2 separate regions of the Mus musculus genome follow, and region 2 is linked to region 1. Evidence: chromatin loops called from intact Hi-C (ENCODE). Cell type or tissue: heart. All regions are shown on one strand.

Region 1 (2,500 bases):
TTATCTGGTTCCTTTGATGGTTGTGTTTTGTATGCTTGTTGGCCTGTTAGATATTGTCTTTTAAGAAAAGATTGTTCAGATCATTTGTGGGAATCTCTTTCTGGTTTTTTTTTTTTTTTTAAGAATGTATTTGGATGCATGAAACCCATATGGAACTACGACTATCAGCTAAAATATTCTAAAATAAATTGTGTGCTCAACTCATGAACATCCTTCTTTCTCAACATGTTAACTAGCAAGATCCGATGATGAAGACTATAACTGGCATGAATAATATATTCAAATATCTGCAGCATTGTAAAGTGTCACAAAAAAATATAAACATTTATACTGGTGACAAATTGAGCATGTTGCTGATGATACTCCTGTAGTTTGTAATTAACTAATAATCTACGCAGATAGGGTCCAGGGATTCGCTCCCAGTTTGCATGAGGTCTTGAGGTCAAGATACAATACAACACCACAAAATAATAAATTAAATAATTGATGCATATAAAACTGAAGATGAAGACATAATTTATGGATTCCTAGTTAAGCCTGTTAGCTATGCTTTCAAAGTGTGGTCAGTGTGTTCTAGCCATTTACTGATGGAGGCTGGGGAGTACCAATCTCACAGAATTCTTTGTATCTCCCTTAGATAGGAGTTCTCTTTCTTCAATTATTATATTAAGAACATGTGTAGCTAAATGCTGCAATAACTATAAAGGTACTTTAGAAATATTTTATATTATAAATGTCTCATCACTTATTTGGCCTAAAACAGTGTCCATATACATATGTGTAAGATCTTTTTTTTTTTTCTACCCACAGACAACCTACCAAGCATAAAGGAATTTGGAAAGCTCTTTTACTTTTTAAGTAATTGAACTCTCTCTTGAAAGGGGACATATAGTGTAGAGCTTAAGGGCAAACTATAATTCCTCTGTGTGACCCTGAATAAACTCAATTTCCTCATTTGCAAAATGAATATTAAAGTAATATTACTACATTAGAATACTGTGAGATCTGAAATAAGCCAAACAAGAGGTTTGGTTATTTTTTCCCCCAGAGCGAATCCCTGGACCCTATCTGCGTAGATTATTAGTTAATTACAACAGATCACAACTACTTAGCAGAGTTTAAAATCGCCCTAGCATCTCATGAGCAGCATTTTAAAAACTGAAAGAGGACAAAGTAGAAATTGCATACATGGTACAAGGAAACATCACTTAGTGAAGCTTTTATTTCAAATACGTATGTGTAACTTAGTTCTCTTTTACACGATAATCCTTTACTGTGAGTCACTGAGGGATTGTTTAAATTCAGAGGCAAAATTGTTTAACAGAGGATCCAGTGCACTGGGAGTTGAGGCTGGTATTGGCTTCAGGCCTGACCACAGGCCAGAGTAGGCAGAGAATGGATGACTGGGTCACGTGAGCATCAGAGGTCTATCTAACACGCTGGCTCTCTGCAGTGTTTGGAGCTCAGTCATGGCTCTTAATAAATATCCGGTACTTGGATGGAGCCAGACACAGGTTTTGTAACTGAAATTGTAACAGTGAACAAGTCACACAAATGCCCTGCCTTTGGAGTACGTAACTCCTAGGGGATGAGACAAGTAATCAGCCAAAGAAGAGGACTGTGAAGGAAGGCAGGGCTTAAGGGCTACAGGAATGACTCAGTGGTTTAAGAAGGCTTGGTGCTCTTGCAGAGGACATGAGTTCAGTCCTCAGTACTTACAGTGTGGCACATAACTGCCTGTAACTGGTGTTCCCAGAGATTCAATGACCTGTTCTGGTCTTTGGAGGCTCCTACATACACGCTGTACCCATGAACTCATGCAAGTGTACACAAATATACATACATATACATAAATGCGTAAATAAATAAATCTTTAGAAAAAGAAAGAAGTTGGGATGAAATGCACACTAGAGGGTGGTGTGCAACTGACTCCAAACAGGGTGTGCAAGGAAAGATAGGTGTCATAGAGAACTGCCTGCTGGAAGGGAGGGACCAGCTGTCCTAGACAGAAAGAGGGGCAGAGGCACAGGCTGGGCATGTGCTCAGAATTTGCAAAGGCGCAAGTACATTGGTATGGTTGTAAGGACATTCCTAGGGACCGAGAGGGAGCCAGAGGCATGATCCTCTATTCTGAATGAGATGCTGACATTTCTTCTCTCTGGTACACAGTGGTATGCACCACCCTCCTTCCAGACACTGCTCATTGAAGGTCACTAAGGGGCAGTCTATAAGACAGCTGGCATGGGGGAGTGCAGAAGGCAGTGCCATTGAAAGTGAAGACTAATCTTTCCTAAAAGGCATGAAACTGATGGCAATCAAACATGTTACCCAACGTCTAAGGATGTGCAGAGGGATTCGAGCATAGGTTAATGAGAGTGTGTAATTGTTCTAAATTTGCTTGGGAATGGTAACAGTGTTGGAGCTATGTGGGAGTGTTCTTAGTTTGTGAAGACAGGTGCTGAAACAGTTTTGTTGTGAGGTTGTACACACACTCAAATGG
Region 2 (2,500 bases), 420 kb before region 1:
CAGAGGTGGAGGATGAATAGCTTGTCTTCCTTGGCTTGTGGTATGAGTCCAGTCCGCATGACTGGCTTGCCTGCAGAGGATGGGATGTGAATTGTGTTTTCTGACGTCAATGAACCGCTCCCATGCTCTAGTGGAGAAGCATCTGGAAAGTTTCGTGCTTTCCTGTGCAATGTTGCTCAGGACTTGGTCCTTTCCCTCCACACAGTGAGAAAGAACTGTCTGCTACCTAGGCTTTGTGGGAGAGCTGACTTTTCTAGGTGGACCATGTTCTCATTAGTGTAGAGCTAGGAACTGTTTCATTTTAATTAAAGGTAATCCAGAACTGATGCACTTTCTAAGGAAGCAATGTGTCAATAAAACAACTTAGAAGGAGTAGAATGAGTGTCTCCCCTTGGCAATTGGAGAGCAGAGGCAGCAAACTGTGTGACCAGTGCAGCAGGTAGGACACTCCCACTAAGTTCTTCTTGCTGGTGTTTGGGTTTTGCTTTTTCCTTCTCACCAAAAACAAAGGAGGAATCTTTTGGGTAATATTTCCATGAGAGGCTCCAAAACCGTGAAATCCCAGATTCTAAAGAAAGAGCTGCCTACCTCCTACAGTTATGGTGACCCCCTAAAGTTTTTATCAGCCCCTTCTGGAAAGGCATCAAGTCCACCCACCTTGTTAAATAACTATTTATCTCCCTACTTGCGGTCTGTAATTATCATTCCATTTCTGGGGAACCAGGACTACATCCAGCTACAGACCCAGTTCAAAGTGAGGAGGAGGAGGAGGAGGAGGAGGAGGAGGAGGAGGAGGAGGAGGAGGAGGAACATAAAACTGCCCTATCTGGTTTGTCTTCCTTCCTTCCTTCCTTCCTTCCTTCCTTCCTTCCTTCCTTCCTTCCTTCCTTCCTTTCTTTCTTTCTTTCTTTCTTTTTTCTTTCTTTCCTTCTCTCTCTCTCTCTCTCTCTCTCTCTCTCTCTCTCTCTCTCTCTCTTTTTCTTTTCTTTCTTTTTTTTCCAGTAAGCAATGAAGGAACTAAGAGCGTACACACATTCTTCTTGTCTTGGATCAACAAAGGAGTCATGCCAAATGTCAGATTAAATATTCCGCAGCTGAAGTGTTTGCACAACTTTTTGGTGGCTACCATTTAAAGAAACAAAACCAGCGATGGGCCTTTAAAAAAAAAATCACCCTTCCTTTGACATGCTCACAGTGTTCTGCCAGCAGTTGCTCCAAGCTGGAAGGCCAGGCCCTGCATATCTTGTCAATGGACCATGTGTGCCAGCTGGCAAGCATAGACTTGGGTATCCGTTCCTACAGGGGCATGAAGCCCCACTGTGTGCCTCACAGGCCACAACTGTATTGCTGTCTTCTTTCACCCATGACTGTGTTGGCTGAGGAGCTGGCCATTTAAATACAGAAGGAATTTCCTGATTCTTCAAGTATCTGTCATGTTTCAACAATGAGGTTGCACTCTCTGAGCTGCGTGTCTTTTCAGTTTGGGTTGGCTCTGTGGGACTGCTGGGGAAACCAGAGACAGATCTTTTATTGAAACAAAATAATAAGTCTGAACAAATCAGCCTTGTTATCTTTGGCTCTGGTGAGAGGTATATTCTTTTCAGCTTTATATTTCTACAGGATTGCTCAAGAGGCAATGTTTCCCCTTGCCAGGTTATGTGAGGGACAGAAGAGAACAGAAGGAGCCGGAATGCTTGGAGAAATGAGCGTTTTCCTGCATTTTCCAAATTACCTTTCCTTCTAGTCTGAGGCAGTCAGTGTTCCTCCCTCATTTCTCTTATAAGAAAAGAGAAGGGCAGGGCATCTCTCACCTGGCCAACATTGCGTGGTGGCAGTGTAGCTGTGAAGAATGACATTGGCCACTCACTCTCTATGATTTCAGGCAAGTTACTTCACCCCTCCACTCTAATTTAACTCCTTTACAAGAATGGAAATGGCAACAGGAATTGTTTGCTGATATTGACATAGAATCTGGAGTGTGTGAAGTGAGCTTAGGAGTAAAAGACAAGCCAGGTCAACTTCCAGCGACCGTGTAGACTGAAACCAAATGCCAGTCTTCTCTCAGCAGATACTGAGGGCTCTTCACTCTTCCGGAAGTCACTATCTTTCCCTGCATCCTCCATGGCAAGGTTGGAGGCAAGCAGAGACTCCAAAGAGATGTAGTTGTGTGTTCTTTTATTTCAATGTGCTTTTCCGGACTAGAGAGATGGCTCAGTTGTTAAGGATGCTTAGTCCATCACAGAGTACAGAGTTCAGTTCTCCGTACCTACCTAGGATGGCTTACACTACCAGAAAATTTAAATATATGCGATGCGATGTTCTCTTTAGCCTCCCTGGGTACCTGGAGACATGTGGTGCATATAACTTCACACCTACACACAGATAAATACATAAATAAATAAAATTACTTTTCCATGGAGATGAACTAGACCTGAAGCTCTAGCTCAGATCATAACAACTGCAAAAGCAACTGCCTCTGTGTACCAAGTAGAGGGAGTCT

What was found. A loop is a pair of places that touch in the nucleus more often than their neighbours do. Peaks named below come from ENCODE experiments on the same cell type or tissue, not always from the same donor. Only the 100,000 strongest peaks of a DNase experiment are listed, where the experiment ranks them.
Region 2: a loop joins it to region 1, with 4 times the contacts of the local background. A loop is called at or near these places in 4 of 42 quality-filtered maps.

Annotation. Positions count from the first base shown.
Region 1 is chr13:102,651,044-102,653,543 of GRCm38, forward strand. No RefSeq gene overlaps it. Among named protein-coding and RNA genes, the nearest start is that of Gm41046, 14 kb to the right of the region's middle. In heart, no CTCF peak of the experiment used is centred here; no DNase peak of the experiment used is centred here.
Region 2 is chr13:102,231,265-102,233,764 of GRCm38, forward strand. No RefSeq gene overlaps it. Among named protein-coding and RNA genes, the nearest start is that of Gm36703, 120 kb to the right of the region's middle. In heart, no CTCF peak of the experiment used is centred here; a DNase peak (open chromatin) is centred at 1,267.